Linked DNA regions of Homo sapiens: region 2 is linked to region 1. A link is an interaction called in ENCODE POLR2A ChIA-PET data of the cell type or tissue named here. Cell type or tissue: CD4-positive, alpha-beta T cell. All regions are shown on one strand. Links, peaks and the distances in the headings refer to the core of each region. The heading gives the core; the rest is flanking DNA.

Region 1 (15,518 bases), core at 7,613-12,612:
AATACTCTGTTTCTTGACCTGGGTGGCAGTTAAAGGGGAGTGTTTATTTTCAAATAATTCATTGAGCTAGAAATACTTTATTTTAAAAGTTTTATTAAAATATGATTATATTTTAGTTGCTATTTAGTAAAAGGTTGTTTGTTTTATTTTTTTTTGAGACAGAGTGTCGCTGTGTCGCCCAGGCTGGAGTGTAGTGGTGCAGTCTGCACCCACTGCAACCTCCACCTCCCAGGCAAGTGATTCTCCTGCCTCAGCCTCCCAAGTAGCTGGGACTACAGGCACACGTGCCACCACACCTGGCTGATTTTTTTTAAAAATATTTTTAGTAGAGACGGGGTTTTGCCATGTTGGCCAGGCTGGTCTCAAACTCCTGGCCTCACCTGCCTGCCTCTGCTTCCCAGATTGCTGAGATTATAGGCATGAATCACCATACCCAGCCTACTAAAGGGTATTTAATTTTACTTTAATAGAAAAAGATAATGAAGTGAAATTAAAGATATCATTAAACATTAAATAAATGGCCGGGTGCGGTGGCTCACACCTGTAATCCCAGCACTTTGAGAGGCTGAGGTGGGTGGATCACGAGGTCAGGAGTTCAAGACCAGCCTGGCCAAGATGGTGAAACCCTGTCTCTACTGAAAATACAAAAATTAGCCAGGCGCGGTGGCAGGTGCCTGTAATCCCAGCTACTCTGGAGGCTGAGTCAGGAGAATTGCTTGAACCCAGGAGGTGGAGGTTGCAGTGACCCAAGACTGCACCACTGCACTCCAGCCTGGGTGACAGTAAGACCCCATCTCAAAAAACAAAAAAACAAACAAACATTAAATGTTTCTTCATCACAAGAAGTATTTTCTAAAAGATTATCTCTAAGACCAAGAAATAAATTTAGCCGGACACGGTAGCTCATGCCTGTAATCCCAGCACTTTGAGAGGCTGAGGCGGGTGGATCACTCGAGGTCAGGAGTTCGAGACCAGCCTGGCCAACATGCGAAACACCGTCTTTACTAAAAATACACAAAAAAATTAGCCAGGTGTTGTGGCATATACCTGTAATCCCAGCTACTAGGGAGGCTGAGGCAGGAGAATCGCTTGAACCTGGGAGGCGGATCAAGCCATTGCACTCCAGCCTAGGCAACAGAGGAAAACTGTCTCAAAAAAAAAAGGAAATTTAAAATGTTAAGGGTTTATATTCATATTTTGAGAGGTGTTGTCTTTGTTTTAACTGTTTCAATTTTGGACAGCCTTTATTGACATTGATACAAAAGATAGCCACTTGAATACTTTGTACTAGTGATAATTTTTTTGTTGCTCAGGTATAGTGGTAATCCCTGAAATTTCATATTTAGAGAACACCTGGCCTGTGTTTTTATTTGAATGGCATCCTGAGCCACATTTGTTCTCTGAGCACAAGTTTCTAGACATTGCTCCAGTCCTTTGGTGCACTGGGTGTCAATAGGGTCTTTTGACAAATGCACTTCAAAACACGGAGATTGAAGGCACGTAGCTTTGTGCCACAGTTCCTCCCTTCCTCACTCCCAGAAAGTTCATGTTTCTTATTTGTAGCTTTTTCAAATCAACTTTTTTTCTGTTTTTAATAGGATCTAGATGATGGACTTTTCTTAATTTCCAAGTTGCCTAAAGGCAGCAAATGGGAAGTATATCCAGCTCAGGTCCAAGGGCCTAGGACAAGGAAGCCTCCCAAAGGAAAAAGGTAACATTACTGCAGACTTCAGTGTTTACAGTCTGTTTACAAAGGAATTTGAAAATGCAGGGGCATGATCTCCAAATTTAGCTGTGAAGACCAGAATGAAGTATTTGTTAAAGTACGTATTACAGTTATTTTAAACTAAATAATAGACACCTAGCTATTTTACTGTCAAATGGTCACTTTTATTACAGAAATGAAAACAGAGCTACAGCCTCATCCTGCAATTCACCTTTCCCCCAGAGGCCAAGAAAGAGATTAACAGAACAAGAATTACATGATGTATCAGAAAAACTCTCTCAGCGGCTTTCTGAACTAGATTGGGCAAGTCTTGTTTTTTCATCTATATTGAGATTCCCATGGGTTAAGTGAGCATTTAAGTAATCTCTCAATTGAAAGTGAGGTATTAGAAAATTAGTTGTGTCTTATTAATAGTTACTGTGAAAATGTTCCGTAAGTCAAGCAGGTAGAACAGGAAGTGATCTCTCAGCGTTTCATGATCTAACTAAATTTGGTGCAGATTTATCCAAATTTTATTGAATTCTGATGAAAACTAAATCATTTAACATAAACGATTATGTTAAGCCATTTTTCTTTAGATATGTCTTTATAGTTCCCCTTTGCCGCTAAAGACAGATCTGGTATAAAATTGGATGGATCACTGATTCTCACAAAATACAATATTACAGTTTTAAGGTATCATTGAATGAATGTTTTAAATCCCTACGTGACTTTTTCTAAAGTTTATTGAAACTTAGTGATCCATAGCACTGATATACACCTTTTTAAAACTAAACATGTATGCCAGGTGTGGTGGCTCACAACTGTAATTCCAACACTTTGAGAGGCTGAGGCAGGTGGATCACTTAAGCCCAGGAGTTTGAGACCAGCCTGGGCAACATGGCAAAACCCCATCTCTACAAAAAATAAAAGATTAGCCAGGCTTGGTGGCATATGCCTGTAATCCCAGCTACTCAAGTGGTTGAGATGGGAGGATCACTGGAACCCAGTAGGCAGAGGTTACAGTGAGCCCAGCTAGCACCACTGCACTCCAGCCTGGGTGACAGAGTGAGATCCTGTCTCAAAATAAAAGTAAATAATTAAACATGCATAAGCGTCTGAAAACTTGTTATTAGTGACTGTCAAAGGAAGCTTTTTTAAAGGTCTGCCTACTCCTACGAATTTACATTCTGCTGAAATCAGTGAAAGATGTTGAAAAGAATTTTCTCAATAGATGTTAAAAAGTGCTCTGGGTGATCGGATTAAAGAAAAGACTGACCATAAAGAAGAAAATACTGGAAATGAGGAGGTAGAGGATGGAACTGAGGAGACACTGTCTCAGCACAGTGATGGCATCGTGGAGTATGGGCCAAAGAAGTCAAGGCCAGGTACTTACCCCAGAGAGACTGAGAAGGGGGACATCCATGTGAACTACTTAGGCAGTTCCATCTGTTCTTAATAACTTATATTCTAATTTTAAATAGTTGAGAAATATATAAAAGGATCAAAAGTAATATCAAACACCTGGATCTTCCCCATCTAGAAGTAGCAAGTGTTAACAATTATATTTGCTTTAGCCCCTTTGTGTTTAAGAAATAAAACAGTAGAAACCCCCTCTGCTCTCCCCACAGATCTCTTTTCCCCACCCTCAGTGCAACCACTGTCTTAAAGTTGGCATCTTTTCTTCTGATCCTTGTTTTTATACTTTAAGAGCTCATGCATTACTTGTCTAAACATAGTATTGTTTTATGTTGTTTAAAAATTTACATACTGTATATATTATTCTGCAACTTGCGTTTTTTTCTGACATTGTCTTAGAAATCTATTTATGTTGATCCTTACAGATCCAGCTCATTCATTTTAACTGCAGTGTAACTGAGTTCTTACAGTGTGTCACTTTTGTGTGGGTATATGTATAGCAGTATCCATTTCCCCTACTGCTGGACATGACTGAGTTCTTGCAGTGTGCCACTTAATGTGTGTGTGTGTGTGTGTATATATATATATATATATATACACACACACACACACGCGTGTAGCACTATCTATTTCCCCTATTGCTGGACATGTTGTTTCCAGTTTTCATTACTATAAAAATTCTGCAATGAACAGCCTAGAATATGTGTAAGAGTTTCTGTGATATCTCCATCTAGTAGGATTGCTGGATCATAAGGCCTACATTTCTTCACCACTGCCAACTTGCCCACCAAAGTGATTGCACTGCTTTATACTCGTATCAGCAGTTTCTGGTTTGCCGTGTCTTTGCAGATACTTCTACTGTTTGATATGCCATTGTTCAAATCCAATTATCCTGTCTTCCACCAACTAAAATCCTGCATATTTTACATTTAGTTTTATCTACTTTGGTCATCCATTGTTTCTTCAGAAATAGTCTTTTTCTGATCCAACTTCCTTAACTTTTTCAGTTGTTTTTTACTCCTTCAAGAATGCTCTTTCCTTCTCTTGATTATTTCCTCTCTCTTCCCTTTAAAAGGACTCAGCTAATTTCTAGGCACCCTCATCCAGGAACCTCTTCCTTTCCCTTTTTATGTACATACACATGGTATCCTATTGTGAAAACAGGTTATAAATTAAAATATTATTTCAAGTGCGTCTTCAGTTTCTAGAGAAAAATACATCATGAGCAGCTATCATTTAAAATAGATTATGCAAGTCAGTTTTTAAAAATACATCTTAGAATTTGAAATGTGAAAGACTTGAATTAAAAGCATGTGAAAAAAATAATAAGCTCGGAAAATTTATTTATAAAGGTACCAAACTAGCTTCCTTGGTCTTAAGGCTATGTTGAAGTGCTTTTCCCACTGGAGTCACCCTCTTCACAACTAGCAGATCCCCAGACACACCTATAGACAATGGGATAAAAAGGTTTGTAGAAGGAAATGGTTTATTAGATCTCTTTGGCAGTGTGCAATTAGGAGGGCTAGATTGCTAAGTAGGGAAAAATTGAGACCACTTAGACAATGCTTAACACATTAACTTTGCCTATAAGCATATATAATAAGATAGATATGTATGCTTACATCCCACCTTCTCAGGACCCAGATAGGTAAAAGGATAGCAGATGCGTGGCTCAGATAATTTACCTTTTCTCTCTTTGCATCTCCCCCTATCACCAAGAGCACTCTCCATAGTCCTTTGTGCATAGGAGGCATTCCACATGTTGAATATCCAAAGTTGAATGTAGAAGCTAAGTATTTGAGACAGTACACATTTGTATGCATTTGTCTGTTTACTTGGTGTTACCATACCAATTCAAGTTAGTTACAGGAGAGAGTCCCTTTAGCACATTCACTCATCAGTCTCTTTGGATTTAGTGAAAACCAACTTTGGTTTCCAGCATAACATTCTGGCTATCAGGAACTAATGTTATATGTCTTTTCTCTGTTGCAGGACTTTCCATGCGTAGAAAGCCACCCTACAGATCCCATTCGCTCTCTCCATCTCCAGTTAACAAACACAAACAGTTCCACTTGGAGAGAAAAAGGCAGCGCAAGCCAAGAGAAACAGATGTCCGCCAATTCCAAGCACAGGTTCTTCCCCATCTCTTGACTACCATTAAGCAGCAGCCAGTACCATTTCCCCTCAGCCAGATGCTACCATGAACATGCTGTTGATTTAGGCTTAAAATACATTTAATATTCTTGAGCGGAGTGGATGATAGAGAGCTATGTGACATAGCTTATGTCTTTGTTAGCATAAAATTATACTCATGAAACTCTTAAAAAAAATAACCTGGCTGGACATAGCTTGGTGTTCCAGTAGATTAAGAAAGAGGAGATCAGTGTGAGTTGTTATTTTCAGAGTGAGCTTCAGAGATGAAGGGAATTTGAGGTGGATTAAACGTGAAAGGCCACTTGAGTTACAGAGAAGATGAGATCAAGTACCCAAGACAGGAATGAGAGGAGGTGGTTGGGATTCAACAACAGGGAGATTGGTATGATTACCTAGGAAGACTTTCCACTGTGGAATGTGGATTTTGAAATGTAGCATGGATTTAGAACACTTATTTGCAGTAGTAGGTTTTATAATGCGGTAGGATTTATAATGGTGAAAAACTAAAACCAATTCAGACATCTTACACTCATTTGTAACTCAGCATGTAACTTCCACTCAGGAGAGTATCAAAATGATTGCAAAAACTTGAGAACAGAAAAAACGCATGATGTAAAATTTCATTTTATGTCCCAATTATATATGTTAAAGTAATGTAGAGATTTGTGAGGCAGGTGCAGTGGCCCTGCACTTTGGGAGGGTGAGACAGGTGGATCACCTGAGGTCGGGAGTTCGAGACCAGCCTGGCCAACATGTTGAAACCCCATCTCTACTAAAAATACAAAAATTAGCCAGGCATGGCAGTGCACACCTGTAGTCCCAGCTACTCAGGAGGCTGAGGCAGGAGAATCACTTGAACTCGGGAAGTGGAGGTTGCAGTGAGCTGAGTTTGTGCCACTGCCTCCAGCCTGGGCGAGAGTGCGACTGTCTCAAAAAACAAAACAAGAAAACCATACATTTGTGATATAGAGTCTGAAAGGAATTTTTTTAAAAAGTGAATGAGCTTGATATTTTAGGGGTGGCAGGTATCCTAGGTGAATTTTTTTCCTCTTTTGTATTTTTTTTTTTTTTTTCTCAAGGTGGAGATTCACTCTTGCCGCCCAGGCTGGAGTGCAATGGCATAATCTTGGCTTACCTCAACCTCCGTTTCCCGGGTTCAAGCGATTCTCCTGCCTCAGCCTCCCGAATAGCTGGGATTACAGGCATGTGCCACCACGCCCAGCTAATTTTGTATTTTTAGTAGAGATGGGGTTTCTCCATGTTGGTCAGGCTGGTCTTGAACTCCTGACCTCAGGTGATCCACCTGTCTCATCCTCACCGCACGCGGCTAAGAGCTTGGATGCTCGGTTGAGGCACCATTGGAATTGAAACTCAGGATCTCCTGTTTACTAGACAGGTGCTTTAACCAGCTAAGCCATGGTGCTGCCCGTTGTGTATGTTTTTAATAACTGTAATATATGACCTTTTCCCCTTTAGGCGTTTACTGAAGCATTTGAAAGGGAACTAAGAAGACATAAAGTTCAAGAGAATATTGGACCTCTAAGAATACATGAGAAGGAGGAGGAAACAGTGGGTAAAAGTCTCCACTGTAATAAATGCCATTTGATCAGATGAGTGGGAAGTACAAAGATGATCTTTTTAAAAGAAGAAGGGGCCAACAGGGCCTTAATCATGAGCTCTTTAGGAAAAGGCAGGATTTCATGTCATGATACAGGACTTGCTTATTAATAAGGCATTCAGGTTGCTAAAATATGACGAGACATGGTTCCAAAGAAAAGTAGTGTTTTTCCGCTACTTAAAACTTCCCATCAGTTTTTAAGGGTTTATTTGACTTAGCAGTTCACCAGGGGCTTAAAAACTACTCTAGGCTGACAAAATTAAAGAAGAGTAAGAGAAGACAGAACATCCTAGTTGGCTATAGACCTGGTTGTAAGAAACCCAAAACAGAAGTTTTCATTGCCTTTCAAAAGAATGGTTACAGAAACTAAGTGAAATCATGGGGAAAATGCTTATGCTAAAATATTCATGAACAAAACAGGATATAAAGTACAGTATGGTTACAACTAAGCATACTGCATAGTTGCCTGAGAATTTTTTAAATCTACATGGAAAAAGAGAAGTACATTGAAACATTAATGGTTAAAAAAAAGATTAATAGTGGTTGTATTTAGGGTGTGGGACTATGGTGACTGAAACTTGAAAAAGATTCAGTGCTTTTTCAAATTCCAAGGGATGCCAGAGGCCAAAAGGTGCATTTAACTTAGAGTAAATGAATATTAACCAGATTTTACAAATTTGAAGTAAGGTGGTTTGGCTTACTGTTAGCTAAAAAACTAAAAAACTACCGTTAGCTGTTTTTGTCAGTATGTAATATTTAAGATGATGTATGAAAGAACTGTTAGACCTTTTATTTTTATTCTGTTTTATATCTGCTTCTAAGGAAAAAATATACAGAGGAGAAGCTGTTCGTAAAGGAACTCCAGAATGTAGTCAGCCCTGGAAGATTTACTCTAGAAAAACCACAACGCAGAGTCTAAGAGGTGGCCTCCCAAAGCCAAATAAAGCAGTTCCAAGTAAGAACCACAGAATTGTACTTTATGGAAAACTGGCAACCTTTGAAAGCATGTGCAACATTCCAAGGACACAGCACTGAAAGCTAACATCCACCAGTTAGCCGAAGAAAGTTTTTTTTTTTTCCCAATCACTGCCATGTGGCTGGTTTTCCGTAGAGGGCTAAAACTCTTCAATAAGGAAGTACTTCAGGGAGGCCTATATATTGGCACCCAAGGAATGCCAGGACTGCCACCTGCTGCTCCAGCGTTAGCCTCACTCGTGTGCTTACTCACTTTGACTGCCTTTTTGTCTATTTCTGGGAGGTTGGTAGAATGAAAGGGATGCTCCAAGGCAAGCAGATGGCCTGTCCACCTCCTATATATTGACAGTGCCAATGAGTGTAGAGTCTTGTTACAAGAAACAAAGTCATGAGAAATGCCAGGCTTCCTGTTACACCCAAAGACTGCTGGCCCTCCTACTCTATCCTTTAGACCAGAAACTTTTTCTTCTAAGCACTTGCCTACCGGGAAGGTTGAGGAGTCTTGTTTTACCGTACGTAGAGAATCTACCCACAGGCACTGAAGCGGCTGAGCAATTAGGATGGACTTCCCAGGACCAGCATGGCATCAATCCAGAACTATTGAGCTTATTTTTATCCTTACCAGTAGTTGGCTTACTCCAATCAGAGGAGTAATGCAAATTATTATAAGTACATTTAGAATTGTTCTTTTCAGGATCAAAACCACATCACTTACATAAGCTTTGATCTACCAGGGATGTTGGATGACAGTTCTTGTCCACGTCTCAGATTAAGAACATCTTATTTTACCTTGCAGTGAAAGTAAGTGAACACAGTCTCCTGCCCCTTATGCTGGAGCAGTTTCCGTTTCTTTATGTTTCTGGCCCAACACTAAGCAAAATGTGGAAACAGCAAATTGCACAGGTTGAACAGCTTAAGAAAGAAGCATGTAGAGAAAATCGATCAAAGAAGAAACTCCAAGATGAAGTAAGTTACTGTCAGTCTTAAGCATAGGAATTTAAATGAGAAGAGCTTATCCTTAAGAATTTAGTGAACAGCATTATTAACCTACTTAACTTCATGTCCCCCTTCAAGATAGAAGAAGCCCTAAGAAGGCATGACCTCCTTACTACCCTTGTCAAGAAAGAATATGAACATAACAAGAGACTGGTATGTCAAGAGCAAGTTGGGTATTATAATTCTGAATTTGTTATATTCATTCCCTTTATCTGTGCTAGCTGGGCAACAGTTGCACAGACCCTTAACCTCTTAACACCTGCATGTGGAAGTGTTGCCTAGGTCTTTAACCAAAATTGATAGCCCATGCCTGTAATCCCAGCACTTTGGGAGGCTGAGGTGAGAGGATCACTTGAGACCAGCCTCAGCAACATAGTGGGACCCTGTCATTAAAAATATATATATGGGTGTGGAAAAAATGAGCCTGGCATGGTGGCATTTGCCTGTGGTCCCAGCTACTTGGGAGGCTGAAGTGGGAGGATCACTTGAACGTGGGAGGGCGAGGCTGCAGTGAGCTATGATCTTGCCACTGCACTCCAGCCTGGGTGCCAGAGTGAGACCCTGTCTCAACAACAACAAAACACACAAACCCAAAATGGGCAGGAGGAAGAGCTAGGTACTTTATATACACAGTTTCAGTTAGTCTTCATAGTAATGTATTAGAGATGTTTTCTATGAAATGAAAACCCTGAAGCTTTGAGATACTAAGTAACTTGCCCTGGGTCTCACTGATAAGCAAGGGACACAGCTGAGATTTTAATCCAGTTCTGTCTGTGGACTCCATGGACCCATCTAGGTGCCAAGCAGCTGAACTTAGTGCTGTTTGCCCTCTCCCATCCTTCTCAGGTCCCAAGTAGAGAGCTCCAGGATTTATCAGCCTCCGTTATAATTTTGACTAGGAATTGTGCTTAGAGAATTACGAAGGGAGAGGATGGAGGTCAGAAACAATCTGCCAAAGGGAGAGATTTAAAAATCTTTGCCTGAGTGTGGAGTAGAGATAAGCCATGAGAACTGTAATACTGAACAGTTCCAGGAAGACATCTCAGGAACTGCAGATGGTACTTTCCTGTGGAGGGAAAAAACACTAGTATCTGAAACACCTACATAAGAGGCTTTATGTACATGACCCCATTTTATTTTCACTCCTTTGTCAGATACTGTCTAATTTCCTTAGTTTTTGCCTAAATGCTCCTGGCAGCTCAGGCTCTGCTTGAAAGTCTGGGTGTGCCATTTTCCTACTCCTTGTGAGGTGGCATCTGGGCCAGCCTTGTTAGCAGCTTCCTGGTGGCATGGGGAGTGAGCCCTCAGTTCCACAGGAGTGCCCAGGATCACTGCTGCCCTCTGCTGCAGTGGGGTGTTATTGGAGCTGCTCTTCAGATTGAGGTGATAAAGCTGCCAAAGGCTGAAGGGCTTCTGGGGCCACTGGCCCCCCACACGTGACATACTGCCTGAAGACATCGTGATGGGGAGTGAGGCAGATGAGAACGCTGGAATCTGCATTCCTCTTGTCCTTACCCTTCTCTTCCCTCCCCTTTCCCTTTCTTAGCAAGACTTCAAGGACTGCATTCGTAGGCAAAGGTTGACCCAATCAAAGATAAAAGAAAATCGACAGCAAATCGTTCGTGCTCGAAAATATTATGATGATTATAGAGTTCAGTTGTGTGCAAAAATGATGAGAATGAGGACCCGGGAAGAAATGGTAAGTCTGACTTTTCTGTCCAGCCCTGTTAAGAAGGTGAACTTTGTTATCTTTCAGGACCACCTTCTTTGTTCGTGACTCTTGTCCAAATTTGAATCCAAAATCTAAACTGAAGTCCTATAGTGCTGGCCCTGAGTTCTGCTTGGCCACACTTCATTTTCTTACTCCATTGTGCATTCCCGTCCATTCTCAGTCTCCGTGTCCCTCATCTTAATGTGAAGTCTTACTTCCTCCCTGCCTCCTACACATAACAGGTACTTCTCCAGTAAAACTACTTTAGAGGTTTGGGAACATGTGAGAGACAAATTTAGTGTGATAACATGACCTTGCATTCCACATAAAATCAGGACTAGTGTCCAGCTGTGCTGTGAGGGGTTTTCCACAAGGATGACATTTGCTATGTCATCCTAATCAGGCTGTGAAATGATTAACCTTTTGAGATCCCAAGCTAGCAATAAATTTCATCTGTAAAATATTTTAGTAATTATAGTTTACTAAAGACTTGGACATATTTCTAGAGGAAGGCTTTGAGGAGAGCGTAAGTAACTTGTCTGTAGCTCATGAATGCGTCGCCGTCAGAACCAGTTTTTCTATCCAGAATTTACACTGATGAAGGGAGGACAAGTGCGCATATCCAAGCCCTTTGAGCAGTGTGTTTTCCGGTGGCCTCCCCAAATGATCACTCCCCCTCCTCAGTGATGTACATGTGTAGGTGTGGCATGTTTCTGCTCTTGGCGTTCTTACCCTATGTACATGGCTGCTTGACACTGCTTTTCTGAAGGTTGTAAAGAACCTCTGTGATACATGAAAAGATAATGAACACCTTCGTCATTAGGGAAATACGACTCAGAACCACAGTTAGAGGACGAGTGTTGGCAAGGATGTGGAGAACTTGGGGCTGTAAAATGGTGCAGCTGCTTTGGAAAACAATCTAGCAGTTCCTCAGAAGGTTACCAAAAGGTCATATAGAGTTACCCTATGACCCAGCAATTTCACTCCTAGCTATATAATCACACAAAAAACACAAATGTTCATAGCATTACTTATAATAGCCTAAAAGGGGAAACAACCCAAAGTGTCCATCAGTTAATGAATGGATAAAGAGTGTGCATTCATTCATACAGTAGGATGTTACTTGGCAATAAAAAGGAATGAAGTATTCATACATACTGCAGTATAGATGAACCTTGAAAACATGCGGAGTGAAAGAAACCAAATACGAAAGGCCACGAATTACATGATTCCATTTTTAGGAAGTGTCCAGAATATGCAAATCCATGGAGACAGAAAGTACAGACTGGTGACTGCTAAGGATGGGACAGGGGGAATGAGCACTAGTCAGTATACGGTTTCTTTTTGGGGTGGTAAAAATGTTCTGTAGTGGTGATGGTTGCACAACTGAGTATAATAAAACATACTGAATTATTTATTTTAAAAGGGTAAGGCTGGACTCAGTGGCTCACGCCTGTAATCCCAGCACTTTGGGAAGCTGAGGTGCAAGGATTGCTTGGGACCAGCCTGGGCAACATAGTGAGACGTCATCTCTCCAAAAAATTAAAAATTTAGCCAGGCGTGGTGGCACATGCCTATAGTCCCAGCTATTTGGGTAGCCAAGGTGGGAGAATTGCTTGAGCCTGGGAGGTCAAGGCTGCAGTGAGTTGTGACTGCCCCACTACACTCCAGCCTGGGTGACAGAGCAATAACCTGTCTCAGAAAAAGGAGGTACATTTTATGGTATGTCAAAACATCTGAATAAAACTAGTATTTAAAAAAAAAAAACCTTGGGAAATACAATCAGTATATACCTCTAGTTGGCCAAAATGATATTCCTCAATGACTATTTTTACGATTAAATAACTGACAGATATTTAAGAAACTGTTTGAAGAAGGTTTAAACATTCAAAAGCAAAGATTACGAGACCTAAGAAACTATGCCAAAGAAAAGCGAGATGAACAAAGGAGACGCCACCAGGATGAACTGGACTCCATGGAGAACTACTATAAGGACCAGGTGGGCTCCTGGCACTTGCTTACGCTGTTGTGCTTAGTCCTGACCACTTGCCCTTGTGGCAAAACTTGCTTAGTCTGTTGACAATAAACCTTGTGTTAACTGAAGTTTGCACTCTACAGATTAGAGGACCCCATTTCAAGATTGAAATTTAAGATCAAATAATACCTGACCATAGTACAGTATATTTCCCTATTTCCATTAAAATGATTTTAAGCCTGTGAACATTAAGAAATGTTACATTTGGACTACAAACATTAAATATAATATTTGTTTTTTTTCTTCCTATAAACAGTTTTCATTGCTGGCAGAAGCCATATCACAGGAACATCAAGAACTTAAAGCCAGAGAGAAATCTCAGGCCCAGGTAATAATTAAGATAGAAGCCAAGTCATGCACTGCATGGCAATGTTTCTTTCAGCAAGGGACCTCGTACATTGGTGGTTGGAGCAATAGGCTGTATCATATAGCCCCGGTGTGCAGTGGACTGTACTCTCTAGGTTTGTGTAAGTACACTGACATTTTGCACAACAACAAAATCATTTAATGATGCATTTCTTGGAACATATCTCCATCATTAAGTGACACATGACTAATTTACATTTTTAGGAAGTAGAAAACCAAATGTATTATACCTGTAAAGGGAATGGAGAGAAGACTAATAAGGCAATCCATCTATGACCCAAGACATTTTTATCCTATGATTTTAACTTTAGTTAGGTCTCTGTAAGAGCTGCTGTTGCTAGATTATTGAAAATTTTGGAGGAGTTTGATTAGCTGGAAGATGGAGAGGGAACAATAGATGAGGGCCTGGATAAATGCTGTGAACAGCGGGATGACATGCCTTCTTTTTTCAGACATTACATAAGGTGAAGAGGGAGCTGAGATCTAAGATGGAGAAGGAAATTCAGCAGCTGCAGGACATGATAACACAGAATGATGATGATGTTTTCTTCCGGGAACTGGAAGCTGAGCGCTTCAGATCTCGGCTTCAGCTGGCTTCCTTTCAGTACAGTAAAAGTCCCTCCCTATGAGGCCAGACTTGATAATAGTAGGTGAAGGTTCTGGAGGCCTTTACCAGGACAGAGCTAGAATCGAGCCAGTAAACAGTCTAAGCCAGAAAAATAATTTTCAAATGCTTTACCTGTATTTTCATTCCAGTACTTTTTATGATTTTTTAAATAAAAATTGTTTTCTAAAAGCTTATTGCTTTTGAATTTATGACCTGACACCTGAAAAGGGGAAAATAATCATTAGTCGTATTTGTGCTAAAGCAAGTAACAAGCCTTGTGTGAGCAGCCAGCTCCTGAAGTTTGTTGCTTTAAGTCAACAAAAATAATTAATTAAGAATTAGCACTTGAGGACAAAAAAATACTATATTATTTCTGATTCATGAGAGAAGAAAGGTGGGTGGTTATCAGAGGTGGGCCTCGGAGAACCTTGACAATACCATGTATGTGTAGACTTCATAACATGGCTGGACGATGAGAGACTATGCATTACGGCAGTTGGGTGCAGAGGCTCATGCCTATAATCCCAGCACTTTGGGAGGCTGAGGCGGGTGGATCACTTGAGGTCAGGAGTTCGAAACCAGCTTGGCCAAACCTGGTTTCCCTGGTTTAGTACAGAGATGGTGAAACCCTGTCTGTACTAAAAATACAAAAATTAGCTAGGCATGGTGGCACTCAGCTGAGGCATGAGAATCGCTTGAACTTGGGAGGTGGAGGTTGCAGTGAGCTGAGATTGCACCACTGCACTCCAGCCTGGGCAACAAAAGTGAGACTCTTTCTCAAAAAAATAATAAAAAATGCATTATGGTTTCTGTTGGTTGGCAGAAGATAGATAGATAGATAGATAGCAGTGAGAAGAGATAGATAGATAAAGGGTGGAAAGCCAGGCTGTCATTCAAAGACGCATTAGTGACTTGAGGTGGGAAGGAGGCATGATGATGGGTTTCAAGTGGGCAAGAGTGCACCAGCCTCATATCTGGTATGGAGGAATACGAGGAAAAAAAACCCACTTGGGGGCGGCGTCATCAATGAAAAGGGAAGGCTACACTTCTTTTAAGCTAGAGGAAGCTTCAGAGCAGTTGAGGATATGGGGACTTGGAAGCCAGGGAGTGGCAGAGAGAGGCTTCCATTAGAGCATAGAGAGTGCTGTGCGGATGAGTGTATGTATGATGAGAGGCCAGGAGGCCTGAAGCAGTGAAAACTGACCTAGAGAGAAGACATCTGGATCAACTGCTGTGGTTCCAAGTGCTGAGCTCTTGGAATGGAAACTGGCAGAAGGGTGGGCCACCAGGCAGGCGGGAGCTTCCAGCGGGGAAAGGCTTGATGGACTGGGTGTGTCTGGAGCACAGTAAATGACATACAGACCCCTGTGATGTGTTGTGACAATTCAGCAAGCACAGGTGAATGGAAAGGACAGGAAATGCACAAGATGAGGCTAGATACGCAAGAGCTGGAACATAAGTTCTAAAAAATGTTAAGCAGAAGATAAAGTAGATCTAGATAGCCATAAAATACTGAGTAAAAAAGTTTTAGACTACAAAATACGCAGTTTTATAGAAAAAAACATGGTATGAGTGGGTATTATACATATGATGCAATATAAATATGATACAGAAAAGATCCGGAAGCATGGCAGATGTGACTCTTGAGTGGTAGATTATATAATACCATTAGATCTGTTAACACAAGCCTAACGATGCTTTTATTATGATTTTTTTTTAAATGTAAAATATTTTAGGAAGACTGAAGTTGCTAGTTCTGGTGATTGGTGGGAACTGGTGCTCTTTACCAAGCTAAAAAGTAACCAGGAATAAACAACAAGAGAAAGAATTTATGAGAGAATTGGTCAGGGAAGGAATAGGATTGCTCAGCAAAGGTCAGAAAATAGGAGACAACATATTTTTGAAAAATCAAAAGCAAATAAAGATCACTTC
Region 2 (15,518 bases), core at 6,627-11,626, 450 kb before region 1:
GTCGCCCAGGCTGGAGTGCAGTGGCACCATCTTGGCTCACTGCAACCTCTGCCTCCTGGGTTCAAGTGATTCTCTCACCTCAGCCTCCCAAGTAGCTGGGATTACAGGCATGTTGCCACTACACCCAGCTAATTTTCCACATCTATTTTGACAAGCTCCCAGGTCCCTGAGCTCTGTAAACATCCACTCCTTTACTTGACACCATGTGCAGAGGCCCCTCAAGGTCTCCTGTCCAGGGTGCTTCCCAGGGGTGACACAAACCTTTTCTGAAAAGATTTACACAAATATGGAGAGTTATATATTCTTTGAAATGCTAAGAAAGAATTGTCCTGGCTTGGAATACAGAGCCAGAGCTGGCTAGACTGAGTAAAATGACAGTGCTTTGTAGAGCCCCATGGGAGGGAGCCAGGACATTGATGCTGAAGGGATGCAACCTTGGTGCCAAGCTCAAGCTTCGAGGGAAAGGAGAAGTCGCCATTACAGGGGCAACACAAGAGTTTGAGGTGGAAAAGAGTTTTGATGTTTTCTTCAGTAAATAATTCACTATTGAAAAACAAGAAAAATTGAGACTTTTGGTTTTAAAGAGGAAGTTAAGATAGGTGCCAGGAAAAGAAACTCAAAGGAATCCAAATGTTTCAACTGCATTTCATCATAAAACTGATTCTTCTGAGTCTACAGCTGACATCTGACGAGCTCTTTTGGTTAATGCTTGTTTCAGTATACTTTATTTTTAGAACATTCTGTGTTTTTGAAATTGTTCTATAGATACCTGCTTTTATAGAAATGCCTCTACTGCATGGTCACCTTTTTCTCCAAGAAAGAAAAGATTTCTCTCTAGCTTTAATAAGCAGAGCTTTGCATACTAAATAACTTGGATTTTCCCATCATCCCAACATTCAAACCAAGCCTCAGAGGAGGAAAAATGCTTCAGAGAGGCTGCAATGACTGGGTTTTGCCATGTGTTTCTGAGAATCAGAAAGGCACTGCAGATCTTCTAGTCTTCTGGAGTCCTGTGGTCTCTGCTGAGCACTGCCACTGGTGCCCTGATTCAAGGCCCAAGCTTGGGAAACATTGTTTCTGGAGCTGCTAAACCACAACCCAGAAAGGAGCACAAGGGAGTGATGAAGGGCATCCTCTTTTTTTTTTTTTTTGAGACGGAGTCTCACTCTCACCCAGGCTGAAGTGCAGTGGCGTGATCTCGGCTCACTGCAAGCTCCGCCTCCCGGGTTGATGCCATTCTCCTGCCTCAGCCTCCCAAGTAGCTGGGACTACAGGCGCCCGCCACTGCGCCTGGCTAATTTTTTGTATTTTTTAGTAGAGACGGGGTTTCACCGTGTTAGCCAGGATGGTCTCGATCTCCTGACCTTGTGATCCGCCCGCCTCGGCCTCCCAAAGTGCTGGGATTACAGGCCCGGCTGGGCATCCTCTTTAAGAACCAACTCCAACACTAGAAGACTCAGCCCTGGACATATTCCTTCACTTCTCCAGGCTGTTTCCACACCTCTAAAACGGGGATATCACCCACAGGGCTGCTGAGAGATTCCAATGAGATAACTTATACAACTCACTCACCCCAGTTTCTGGCAAACAAATTGCTTAAGAAATGGGGACTACAGAGCTGTGGAGAGAAACCAACGGAGAGCAGTGTTGAAGGTGAAATACACACAGCTCTATACAAACTTGCCCTCCTCCCCTCTGTTTTGGTCACAGGCATTCACAAAATAATTTTAAAACACCCAAGTTAAAGTCCACAATCCACTTACAGCCTAGATCAGTGGTTCTCATCCTTGGTTGCCCATGAGAATTACTTGGAAGCTTTAAAAACTTCCTACTGATGCATAATACGCAAACAGAAAAGCACTCATCATCACACAGCTCAGTCAAGTTTCACAAAGTGAACATACCCACGTAACCGGCATCCAGGTGAAGAAACAGAAGCCCCCCTCCTCTCTTGCCCCCCTTTCTAGCCATAACTCTCCAGGGGTAACTATTATCCTAACTTCAAAACAGCAGAGACTCGTTTTTCCTGTTTTTGGCTTTACATAAGTGAATGGCAGCGTGTGGCCTTTTTTGTCTGTCATGTTTTGCTCAACATCACGCTTGTGAGTCATCCGCGGCGTGTGTCGTCATAGACTGTTGGTCCTCATCACCGTGCATGCCGCTTCCAGAGTTTATTTTTCCACTCCACTGTGGATGTTATTTGGCCACCCTCTGCTTATTATAAATGGTGCTGCTGTACATTTGGGCACATGTCCATTGGTGAACAAAAGTGCATTTCTTCTTTTTTTTTTTTTTGAGATGGAGTCTCGCTCTGTTGCCCAGGCTGGAGTGTAGTGGCGTGATCTCAGCTCACTGCAAGCTCCACCTCCCGGGTTCACGCCATTTTCCTGCCTCAGCCTCCCAAGTAGCTGGGACTATAGGCGCCCGCCACCGCACCTGGCTAATTTTTTGTATTTTTAGTAGAGACGGGGTTTCACCATGGTCTCGATCTCCTGACCTCGTGATCCGCCCACCTTGGCCTCCCAAAGTGCTGGGATTACAGGCATGAGCCACCGCACCCAGCCACAAATGTGCATTTCTGTTGGGTCTGTAACCTAGGAGGGCATTACTGGGTCCTAAGGACTTTAGCACTTACTGCCAACAGTTTTCCAAATCACTTGTGCCACCCTGCACTTCCGCCAGCAGTAGGTGAGAGTCCTGGTTGCTCCACATCACCAACATGTTTTCTTTTTCTACTTTCCTTGTTTTGGCCATTCTGGTGAGTAGCAGTATGGCACTGTGGCTTTAATTTGCATTTCCAAATGACTAATAAAATGGAACATCTTTTCATATGTTTATGACCATTTGGATATTCTCTTCTGTTATTCTTCCATTGGGCTGTCTTTTTTTAACGTACCATAGGATTTCTTCATATATTCTGAATATGAACTTTTGTTGGATGTGTATACTACAAATACTTTGTGGCCTCTTAATGAGGAAAAGTTCTTAATTTTAATATAATCAATATATTGATTTTTTCCTAAATTTATAGTGTTCTTTAATATCCTACTTAATAAATCTCTACTTACTCTAAGATCATGAAGATGGTTCCATTACTTTTTTTCTTAAAGCTTTATTATTTTGCATTTCACATTTAGATGTGTGATCTATCTGGAACTGATTTTATATGTGTTGTAGGGGGGTAGGAGTCAATACTTTTATTCCTATATGGATATCCCAATTGACCTACACCACTTATTGCAAAAACACTGTAAGCTGGGTGGTGGTGGCTCACGTCTGTAATCCCAGCACTTTGGGAGGCTGAGGTGGGTGGATCGCTTGAGCCCAGAAGTTGGAGACCAGCCTAGGCAATATGATGAAACCCCATTTCTACCAAAAATACAAAAAATTAGCTGGGCGTGGAGATGTACACCTGTGGTCCCAGCTACTCAGGAGGCTGAGGTGGGAGGCTGGCTTGAGCCTGTGAGACGGAGGTTGTAGTGAGCCAAGATTGTGCCACTGCATTCCAACCTGGGTGACAAAGTGAGACCCTGTCTCAAAAGAAAAGAGAAAAGACAAGACAGGACACTGCAGTGTCACCTTTGTCACATATCAGATGACCATATGTGTGGGCCTGTTTCTAAATTCTCTTATCTGGGGAGCTTTTAAAAAGTCCTGATGACTTAGATCAATTAAATCGGGACCTTCTGGGATTGGGCCCTATGTTCTAGGTCCTAATGCTGTTTTTTCGAATTCCAGGTTATTACAATGTATAATTAAGGCTGAAAACCACTGGTTTAGATTCTCAAATGGAAATGAGGGTAGAATATCACATGACTCCCTTAAGGAGTCATCGGAAGGTGGGGCAGGTGGAGACAGCATTTCAAACTATATCCCTCCCTCCTAAGGTGAGGGTCACCAGTTAGAGCAAACCCTGTTCTTAACATTATATCCTCCAGTGTATGGGCTGGGCCATGAGAACCTGCTGGTCTGCATCCGTGTTTCTGAACTCTGGCACCACATTTAAAAGCTCATTTAGGAAGCTCTCTGAAAAGACTGATGCCCAGGCTCCTCTCTAGACCACCTGAATCAGAATCCCCAGGGGTTGTTTTTAAAAGCTCCAGGTGGGAGACACAGTAAGACACTGTGCAGACACACTTAAGGACCGCTGGTCTAGAACCCCTGGAGTACAAAAAGCAGCTAAATATACTCACCGTCAGGCCTTCATTATTCTTGCTTCCAAGCGTATACAGGCTGCCATCATTAGGATCTGGGAGAAAGGCAGGCCTAGAGATTAAATAATAAATATCAAAGATAAATTACAGCCCAGGGCATGGAACAACATACCAAAGCCACGCAAACCCATGATGGAGGAATAGAGAGTGGAGGGTGGTTGTGTGTAGGTGTATAAGTGAGTATATAAGACAATTCCACCCACTACTCTCTCTCACTTCAACCACAGATAAATAAAATACCCCTATGGTGGTATACACTATCCTTGAGTGGAGAAAAGCGGCCTGAAAGGAAAAATCATACAAAACCATAGAAGACAAATTATCATTTGGTCAAAGCACTCTGGATGAAGGCAAAATATGTGAAAAGGACCCAGTAAGTCCACTTTTCAATTTCTACATCAATTGTATATAGAACTCCAGCCATTAATATTTGATAGGATGGCATGGTACATAAACAGGTAGAACAAATCTGCTTTTAGTTTTCAAGAGATATTTTTTGTTTAACTGGAGGCAATAAAAGCAGACTCTAACAGCTTGACATCAGAGAGAACCCGCCAAGGGGACAGATCAAGGTCCCTCCGTCAGTAGCTTCCCTTGAAGCAGATGTGAAGTGGTCTTTTGTCAAGTTAATCTGCTAAAGACTAAACTATAACTACAGTCCCTCAGAAACCCTTGGCTGAATCGTTCCTTAGGTTGTGCCATCATTTAAGGCTCTTACCAGTGCTATCCAGCTTTTACCCCAACACACACTCTGTAGTAGCAGGTCACATTCACCTTTTTTCTCCATGATATGACACAGCAAAGAGGAAGAGGTCCAGTCCCCCTGAGGACTTTGGAAGTTTAAGTTCAAAGCTCAACTTGAGTTTCATCTCAAATAAGCCTTTTTAAAACCACTACCCTTCTCCCTCAGGAAACTGACCACCTCCTCCTCAACACAAGCTTTCATCATAGCACCTGTAAGACTTTATATGTCACTCACTGTTATTCCTCAAACTTACACATATATGCACTCCCAGCAACTGGCCTCATAAACACTGATTGAATGAAGAAGACTGAATTAAAGGGAAGTACTGAGCGAATCAGAAAACTTACTCTTCCACATGTGTTGGGACCTGCAGGACTGGATCTGTGCAAAAGAACAACAAAGCCATCATCAGAAACATCCCAAAATGTCAAGATTCCCAGAGGCTTCCCAGGACCAGGCCAAGTTGTACCGGTAATAACTTTCTCCCTCCTGTTAACCTACATGGGCTAGTGCACGTGAAGGTTATATGCATTTTTGTATCACCGTGCATATCTTTTAGAAAACATATCCACAATGATGCAAATGTAAGCTCTTGGATAGTTACTGAGGCTGGATAGAGAACTGAGACCAGAACAGAACTGCTTTCAAGAAACTTGCATATAACTTGGGGGATGGATGCAGAACGAAGAACCAGTCACCACACACCGTGGACAAGGGGTCAGAGCATCACTATCTGACACCTCAAAGACTTCTAAAACCTTAATCATTACCTTGTCCGATGCCTGGAGTAGCTCTACATATTCCCATTAGGAAAAGTAAAATGGGTTTAAGAACTAACTTTGATTGGCCAGTAAATGGACACACCTCTTTGGAGCGGCAATTCTAGAGCCTCCAAGTGTTCATTCCCTTTGGCCCCCCCATTGCATTTTTATAAAATCTAATTTAAAGACAATATAAACTATAGAAAATGGTTTTTGTACAAAGATGTGTACGTAGCAGCATTACAAATGACCTACCCAATAATATGGTTAAGTTATAGAATGTCCACTTGGCAAAAAATTAAGGCTTCTAAGAGGGCTAATAAAATTTTAAGACATATACAAACCTATGCTATTATGTTCAGGAGAAAAGATAACATTGTACATAGAGTATTAATGCAACTATGGGGAAAGGCTTCAATGTACCTAATTAGATGGAAAGATCAAAAATGCTAATTGTAAGTTATCCTTGTTGGAAATGCAACTCCCCCCAACCTTTTCTATATCTTAAAATTTCTGCAAGAGCAGGCATTACTTTTTAAATTGAGAACACGTTTTTTTCTCTAAGTCAATTTTACATTTGCAGCAATTAATGGCAGAATTCTTCCCTCCCTAGATTTTCCTGGGCACAAAGCAAGAGGAAGCTCCTGATTCCAGGGGCAGATGGTGGTGGCAGTGAGAGAGCATGAACACTGGCACAGCAGCACTGTGTAGTGACAGATCCAAAAGTCCGCAGGCAGGAGACTCACAGCGATGAGGTATTTCCAGCAACCAAAACCCCACAGCCATGCTATACACAACTTAATCTCTGGGGGGCAAGAACAGCAAGTATTCTTACATGATTTTGTATGCAGAATTCCAGACTCTGTAGGCTCTGCTTATGGTGACAGACGGCTGTCCAATCCATCCAATTATTGGATGAAGGAAAATCTTTTAAGCCTTATCATATGTTGACTTTGCTTAAAAGCCCAGCTCCTATACAAAGGCATATGGTGTTCACAACAACAGAGGTGTACACACACCATATGCGGTCTGTGGGCAGCAAACAAACAACTCACTAAACCAAAAACACTCTAGGAAACAGGAAGAACTTTCAGTCAGTAAGCACATGTTTATCTTTCCCATTAATCACCTCTCGGTACACTCTCACAAACAGACTGATGCAAGAGACAGGAAATAAAGGCACACCACACTCATCCTACTGAAACAAGCTAGTCAAGGTGCAATAACCCAGTTATTTTAACACCGGCCTGAAGGCATGCAAGCCAAGAAGAGCAAGAATATCATATTCCGAAGAAAACACAGCAGTAAAATGGCATCTTTTTTGTTTGTTTCAGCCACTTAAAGGTATCACAGATAAACACAGATTAAGAGGACATGGCCAAATTCCAGGAATTCACCAGAAACAAGACATGCAGACCAACATGATTTAAATTCCTGTTCATAACCTGATCTTTGCTGTACAGTGTTTGCTCAGTCACACAGACTCGTCTTCAGATGCAGATTTTCCTGGTTTTCTATAGCTTATCCACTGGTCACCTGACACTGAGGCCTCAGGTCCCAAGATATGCCCTGTATCAGGAAGGTTCCAGTTAAGATTCAGGACATTGGCAGGAGACAGGGGAAGATTCCCGGGACAACTACATTGGTGTTTAAGAACTGTGATTTTTTTTTTCTAGGCTTAGGAGAAGATAAACTCCAGTAGGAGGGCCTTATGGTTATCTTAGCATTTCCCATCCACTCAGTAAAATAAGCACCTGGAATAAGCCTCTTCAAAGCTGCAGCCCAGGTAAAGACACAATTATTAAGACAGTTCTGACAGAGGCAGACACACTGCTGCTTGGCTTCTGAAATGTAACAATGACCTAATTCTGTAAATGTTTTTCTTTAAGAATCATCTGAATTCAAGATTTGCTTTAAAATACTACAGAAAATAATTATACGGGGGGCGGGGAGGACAGATAAAACAAGAAGTGGCAGGCTGTTGATAACAGTTAAAGATGAGACACGGGAACACTGGAGTGTTATTTTACTACTCTCTGTACATATGGTTAAATTTTTTCATATTAAAAAAGGTTAAAGAGAAAATTATCTTTGGAAAGTCAGCAAAAATAAAAAGAGCATTATCTGAAAATGTGCACTAAAAGAGTAACATGAAAAAGTGGTTTTGATTTAATAATGAGAACTGATATCAGGTAAGATTCTTGCTTTAAAAAAAAAAGTTTTCAGCCATGTGAAAAGAAACACTGTCCTACCTGTAGGGATGTAAACAAATACTGCTGTAAAATAAGCCACTATCTATATGGGGCCCGATAAGAATAAAAGCCAATGTCACCAAGTTGTTTTACTTTCAGAAAAAAAAAGTTGTGGGGGAGTTACTTCACAAATATAAAAAGTGGCTGTTATGTAAGGTAAAGGTAAGGTTATCTGGTAAAGGTAGAGGGAAAATATAGCTGAAATCAAGGTTTGGTCTCCCAGGATTAACACGGGAAAGAAACAAACCTGCTCACTGATCCCCTGGGAGCAGCCACTGGCCTCAACTCCACTCCCCGGCCCCCATCGTGTGTCCAGCTGAGGCCTGGAATGGCACAAGTTTTACACCTGCAGGAACTGACATCCTGGGTGAGGTCACAAGATGCTCATTGCTAGGCTAATCTAAATCACTTCTTTAAGCTCAAATAACAAAACAGACGTCCACATCTTTCCTTTGTCCAAGTTCATAAGGGTAAAGTTTTAAACATTTCTGTCCCCAAAAGCAGTGAATTTTTGTCCCCACTCCCTCCTCCACACAGGGAGGAACATTGCCAGCTTCTCCCTTCAGCCTTTCTTCTCACTCAGAGAGCACATGCCTCTCTATAACTTCCACCCTAACCACAGTGGGGTTCTAGGCTCCCCTCTCCCGGGTCCTTTCTCTGGATCAACTGGACACGCCCACTACTTCCCACCAACGCCTCAGCCTCTGCTTGCCCAAGTCACGCCCTCTGTCTTTTGCCTGAGACTGGCTTCTACTCCTGACTACCGTATTTTATTAACAGTACCACCATTCTCCTAGAAGAAAGCCATGACTCAAACGACACTGTTGATGTCTATTTCTCCCTAACACATGCTATCAGTTGCCAAACTCTGTGGTCTGTTTCGATGCCAACCATAATTCTGTGTCCTGTTCCCATTCCCTTCAACACCATAGGAACCCTTTGTCTCTCAAGCCTTCCCTCCTCTCTTAATCTGTGTGGACTTTGGAATCAGACAAACCAAGGCATAAATCCTGGCTCTGCCAATCACCAGCTGAGTGACCTTGGCAAAGTTACTTAAGCTCGTGGAGCCTCAATTTCCTCATCAGTAAGGAAAAAAAAAATAGAGATAACATCAACCTCATGGGGCATCTCTATGTGGATTAAATGTTTGTCAAGACTATAAGTCAATGCCTTGACACTGAGAAGAGTGATCCTTTTAAAGGCATAAATCAGATTAAGCTTCTCTGTGACTCAAAATCCTTTGGTGGTTCCCCATCTCACTCAGTGAAGGCCAGTGTTTACACAGTGGTTCATAAATCCCAAGCAGTCCCTCCCTTTCAACCTGTCACCCTTTAACAATCTCCCACTATTTCCCACACACTCCATTCCAGCCATGCCGGCCTCCAAGTATTCAACAAGCACTGCCAGGCCTGCCCATGCCTCAGGACCTTTGCACTGGCTGTTCCTCTGCCTAGGTCTTTGATCAACTGTTGCCACCTCAGAGCGGTCTTCCATGATCACCTCCTACTGCCCAGGATTTCCAACCCTTCTTCCCTGCTTAATTTTTCTCCATGTCACTTACCACCTCTGTAGTTCTGTATATTTTATTGCTTACTTAATGCCCAACTCTGGCCACGGAGGGTTGGGATTTATTTTTTGTTGTCTGCATCTTCCCAAGGATCTAAAACAATACCTGACACACAGGTGGTAACCAACGTATTTGCTGAATGGAGTAATTAAGTGTCATTTCCTGTCTTAGTCTGTTTGTGTTCCTATAAAGGAATACCTGAGGCTGGGTAATTTATAAAGAAAAGAGGTTTATTTGGCTCACGTTTCTGCAGGCTGTACAAGAAGCATGGCATTAGCATTTGCCTCTGATGAGGGCTTCTGGCTGCTTCCACTAGTGGCAGAAGGCAAAGGGGAACCGGAGTGTACAGAGCTCACAGGGCGAGAGAAGCAGCGAGAGGGGAGAAGGTGCCAGGCTCTTTTTAAGAACCATCTCTCACAGGAATTAATAGGGTGAGGATTCACTCACTACAATGAGGACAGCGCCAAGCCATTCATGAGGGATCCACCCCCAAGACCCAAACACTTCCCATTAGGCTCCACCTCCATCACTGGGAATCAAATTTCAACATGAGGTTTGGAGGGTCAAATATTCAAACTAGCGCAGTTTCTTTCCTACTTCCACTCTTGGCCAGCCTGGAAATCCATTGTTGATCACTTTTAATAATCCAGCAGATAAGCTCTACTCACCCTGAACCCAGGATCTGCATAGCAGTCCCTGTTCCTCCACCCAGCCTTCTGAGCACAGCTGTAGAAAACACTGCGATCATTAGTGGAGATACCATGATACGTGGTATCTCCATGGTGTGGCCAGCTAGGCCCCTGCCACTAGGAGATCCTGGCTGGCTTCTGTTCTCACCCCTGTAGCTGATATTTCAAACTACTCCTTGCCTCAAGGTCCCTGTCTCTCCACAAATGACTCTGCCTTCTGTGTCATAGGGGATATTAAGGGAGACTGAGTGAGCTTGCTGAAACTTCCTACCCTTTGTCTTCTACATTTGCCCAGCTCCACCCTTCCCTTCACATCTCTATAAAGGGACAATGCTTTTGTCTTCACACTCATAGATTTTTCACACTCACATCTAGATCCTGTCTCCAAGGATCTTCAACTCCTCCTTTGCCTATAAACACAAAAACCTCTTGGCTCTGCCTGCTCTTCTGCACACTCTCCTTTTCCTCCAAAGTGCAACCATTTTAAGTTTACAGTTCAATCAATCTTGAAAAACACACACCCATGTAACTATCTTCACCATCAAGATACAGAACATTTCCATCACCCTAAAACATTTTTTCACATCCCTTTGGATTCAGTATTTCCAAATCTTGCTCCAGATAAGTACCAGTTCATTTTGTTTGTTCTAAAATTTCACAAATGACCACGTCATAGATACTCATTTGTGCCTGGCCTCTTTATCTCACATAATGTCTTGGAAATTCATCCATATTGTTGTATGTATCATAGTTCGCTCTTTTTTATTACCAAATAGTATTCTACTATAAGAATTTACCACAATCTGTTTACCTATTTACCTGCTGAGGGACATTTGAGTTGTTTTTATTTTCTTGGCTGGTGTGAATAAAGCTTCTGTGAACATTTGTGTACGAGTGTTTATTTGGACCTATTTTCATTTCTTTTTTTTTCTTTTCTTTCCTTTTTTTTTTTTTTTTTTTTTTTTTTTGAGATGGAGTCTCGCTCTGTCGCCCAGGCTGGAGTGCAGTGGCACAATCTCAGCAACCTGCAACCTCCACCTCCTGAGTTCAAGTGACTCTCCTGCCTCAGCCTACCGAGTAGCTGGGACTACAGGCGTGTGCCACCACACCCAGCTAATTTTTGTATTTGTAGTAGAGATGGGGTTTCACCTATTGGTCAGGCTGGTCTTGAATTCCTGACCTCGTGATTCACCCGCCGTGGCCTCCCAAAGTGCTGGGATTATAGGTGTGTGCCCAGCCTATTTTCATTTCTTAAAACAAGGAGGGGGACTGGCTGCATCATATTGTTTACCTCTGACAAAAAATTGACAAACAGTTTGCAAAACTGGTAGTACTGTTTTATATTTCCACCAGCAATGTATTAGAGATTCCTATGGAATTTTTAGAATGTTGATTCCTAGGTTCTTCCCCCAGGAAGCTGGCTTTGTAGGTAGAGACAAGGAATTTGCCTTTATAACCCAAGCTGGGTGATTGAGCCATGTGGGGAAACTACACTGCTCCGAATCCTCTGTTCCACCTTCCTGCCTTCTTACCTTCCTCCACTCACTGCCCTCCGGCCCCTACCCTCAGAATAAGATCAGAACTGCCACTGTCAAGTTCCCGTGATCAAAACCAACACTTGCAAATCCTCCGCATGGCATCTGAGGATGTTCTCCCTTGGACTCCTGACCCAGTCCCACTTGCAACTGCTATGGGTGTCTCAGCCCAAGGCCATACCCCCAGGACCTGCTCCTCAGTTCACATTCCCCAGATTGGCTAGTGGGTCCCACTTCCACCCAGTCACACAACCTAGAAACTCAGGAAGTCCCCAAACCAGTCCCTTTTAAGTGTACCTCTAGCAGTGACTGTAAATGTTTTGGGTTGGCCCTTTTGAAAAGTATTTAAGGGAGAGGGACAGGGATTACCCCGCATTGATAATTATTGAAGCTGGGTGCTGGGTACATGGTTTCATGATACTACTCTTCTTACTTTGGGGTATGTATAAAGTTTTTATAAAATGAAAAGTTAAAAAAAAAGCTAAAAACAGAAGCTATTTAAGGCAAACATCTGCAATAGGTTGGAGAGAATGGCCTGTTCCTCCTGCTCTCACCTGTGGCATAATTCTGAAGAGCCTGCTCTTCCAGTTGCACAGGGCACAGAGAGACTGAAGGGAAACCCAAGTTAAGAGCATGAAGGACCCTGTCAGGACCATCCCAGGCTTCCCTAAATGCAGGGCTGGCAAAATTCGTGAGGGCCTGGGGAAAACATGGGGTGATAAGTCAGCTGAACAGAAAAATGTCTTTGATGCAATCAACCAAAATTTAAATAATTGTTTCAAACCAGACTTCGAGATTGACGGCCTCTCTCTGGAGGTAGCTCTGGGCAGACTTCCTTCCATGTAGGAAGAAGTAAGATCCCTTTGATTACAGAAGCCACAAGAACAGGTTGCTCACTTAACTGGAGCTCAAGGAGCCTTGCAAGATCCTTCTCTTATCTTTCCCAGATGAGCACGGATATTTCTGGAACACCCTGCTTTTGCTTTTCCGTTGGACTCTAGATGACCTCTGGCTTTACTGCCCTCCTCCACCTTGTTCTTTCTGACCCCATCTGACCACCCTTCTGACCCCCATAACGCAGCAATGGAAATCAGCTCTCTCTTCTGCACAACTAAGATATTACCACACAGTTAGAAAGTCCCCAAACCAGTCCCTTCTAAGTGTAACCCTAGCAGTGATTTTAAATGTTCTGGGTTGGTATTCAAAATACCTTTTGAAAGGTATTTAAGGACCCAAAGAGCAGAGATGAAGTCTCAAATGCTTTATAGTCTGTGTAATCCTCTACACACATGCACCCCCATTCCCCGCCGAGGAGGAAGAGGACTGACAACCCTGCTACTAGTAACTTTCTGTTGAGATGCGCCAAACACATCTCAGAAACAACTGTCAGATATCTGCTTCAGCTGGGTTCTCTGTTAAGTGCCATGCAGGATAAAGAAGGGAGCTTATGGTTTGAGTTACGAAGCTAATACACATGAACCACACATAACGAACTGCTAGAACATGGGGCATGCACCACAGGCTTTCCTAGGTGGGGACCGGAATACTCGGAGCAGAAAACCCTCATAAAGGCAGCCGGCCCCAAGCACAGGGATGACAAGACAACATGAGTGAAAAAATGTCACTGTGTTCACGGGACAGAGGACGCAGGCTCAGTAAGTGTGACATGTTCCTCCTGAGGAACAACACAAATGAAGCTGGACTGCAGGCAGTGACACCATGGGGAAGAAAGCCTTGAAAACTTTGTGATGTGGAATGTTGGTCACTAGAGTCCAACTGGAAGCCTCTGAGAAAAAGAGGAATGTGGGCCGGGCGCAGTGGCTCACGCCTGTAATCCCAGCACTTTGGGAGGCCAAGGTGGGTGGATCATGAGGTCAGGAGATCGAAACCATCCTGGCTAACATGGTGAAACCTTCTCTCTACTAAAAATACAAAAAATTAGCCGGGCATGGTGGCAGGCACGTGTAGTCCCAGCTACTCAGGAGGCTGAGGCAGGAGAATGGCGTGAACCTGGGAGGCAGAGCTTGCAGTGAGCCGAGATCGTGCCACTGCACCCCAGCCTGGGCAAAAGAGTGAGAATCCATCTCAAAAAAAAAAAAAAAAAAAAAAAAAAAGAGGAACGTGACACAGGGTGAGCATCCCAAATCCGAAAATCCAAAATCTGAAATGTTCCAAAATCTGAAGCCTGAGCGCCAACGTGATGTGCAAAGGAAATGCTCACTGGAACATTTTGGGTTTCAGATTTTCAGATTTGAGATGTTCAACTGGTAAATATAATGCAAATATTCCAAACCTAAAAAAATCCAAAATCAGAAACACTTCAGGTCCCAAGCATTTCGGGTAAGGGATATTCAACCTGTACAAGTCCTCTGAAGGCAAGTTAGACAGGCGGGCATTGAGGCACAAAATGAAGGGAAAAAGGGAGAAGGAATCACAAAGGTGCTGCAACAGATAGACCCGAGCCGGGGTGGAGGGGAGTCAGAAACAGACAGGAGGGAAAAGAGTGTCAGCAAAACTGAGCCCTGTCTAGATAAATGCAGTGGGAGAAAGGAACGATTTAAAGGTGACATGGAGATTTTAACCCTGGCTGACAGGTAACAGTGAAACTAGAAAGGCATAGTCTGAATGAGGTAAACAACTGCTATTTTCTCAAGAATGTGCTTAAGGTTCTAATACTGTTTTCTTATTAAAAAAAAAAATTACTGGCAGAAACAAAGCCATTCACCCTTCCTTAACTCAAACCTTCAGTCTCCCAAATATGTTTCATACATTCGAGTGGCCCAATTAGGGAGTACTTCTCCCCAGTGGCAGCTCATTCCTTCCCTCCAGAGAAAAAGCACTTCATTAACCTAAGCCATAAACTCCCATTAAAGCTGTTAGGTCCAAATTTTAAGACAGAAAGTCTCAAACATTCTTTACAGTTCAGCTTTCATGAGGAAAGCATTTTTTTTTAAAGACATCTAATCAAAAGCTCCTCAATTTCTAATCTCAGCAGAACTGGAAAAGGATGTAATAAGTTTTCTTTGGAGGTAACCTCCATAAGTCACGAAGTGTCACACTTGGCAAAGACGATCACATAGAAATGACCAAGTAATCCGGAAAACTGCCCATACTAAAAGCAGCTGAAGTCTACTGCGTTCTCATTTATCTCTACTTTGGCAGAAGTAACTCAGGCCAAAAAACACACTGAACGTTATAATCAATCATGAAGGCACTGAAGACAATTCAACACTACAGCCTGTGTCCAAATGCCTCTCAGGATGTCATAACTTCACAGAATTCATTCCTGAGTGATGGAGTGCCATCAAACCAGACACTCAAAAGTGAACAAAGGGACAGGTAACTAAGTCACAGACAAAATAAGGCACTTTATCCATGTACTTCAACAATCACAACCATATTCCAACACACACCAACCAATGCTGCAAAGACGACCCATCGGAGCTGAGATCCACGCTACTACGTGTGTGGCAGCTGCTAAGAGGAGCCATCCGAAATGAGAAATGCATTACTTTGAAGCAAGTCCCAAAAATAAGGGAAGAAAGTGAGTGGGGGTGCAGGTGAACAAGGCTAGATACAAACCAGTCCCTGTTGAAGCTGAGTGATGAGTACATGGGGGTTCTTTACATAATACTTCTACATTTGGATATGTTTTAAACCGTCTATGTTTAAAAGTAAAATACAAAAAAAGAAAGAACCAACACATTTCCAAGATGCTCAAAAGTAAAAACAGGTTTCTCTCACAGCCCCTTTCA

What was found. ChIA-PET counts read pairs that join two places held together with the same protein. Peaks named below come from ENCODE experiments on the same cell type or tissue, not always from the same donor. Only the 100,000 strongest peaks of a DNase experiment are listed, where the experiment ranks them.
Region 2: POLR2A ChIA-PET joins it to region 1 with 5 read pairs; 1 of 35 experiments calls an interaction of 5 or more read pairs at or near these places.

Annotation. Positions count from the first base shown.
Region 1 is chr17:64,524,172-64,539,689 of GRCh38, forward strand. CEP95 (centrosomal protein 95) reads left to right here. Exons shown (of 20, transcript NM_138363.3): 9 at 1,599-1,711; 10 at 1,900-2,029; 11 at 2,940-3,093; 12 at 5,117-5,256; 13 at 6,755-6,847; 14 at 7,719-7,851; 15 at 8,668-8,837; 16 at 8,946-9,020; 17 at 10,414-10,566; 18 at 12,431-12,577; 19 at 12,870-12,941; 20 at 13,432-13,775. The coding sequence ends at 13,608. Among named protein-coding and RNA genes, the nearest start is that of CEP95, 25 kb to the left of the region's middle. In CD4-positive, alpha-beta T cell, for the core only: no CTCF peak of the experiment used is centred there; a DNase peak (open chromatin) is centred at 10,200.
Region 2 is chr17:64,075,469-64,090,986 of GRCh38, forward strand. ERN1 (endoplasmic reticulum to nucleus signaling 1) reads right to left here. Exons shown (of 22, transcript NM_001433.5): 3 at 5,307-5,340; 4 at 4,194-4,266. Among named protein-coding and RNA genes, the nearest start is that of ERN1, 47 kb to the right of the region's middle. RefSeq lists an enhancer at 6,890-7,009. In CD4-positive, alpha-beta T cell, for the core only: no CTCF peak of the experiment used is centred there; a DNase peak (open chromatin) is centred at 6,823; H3K4me3 peaks cover 756 bases; H3K27ac peaks cover 4,278 bases.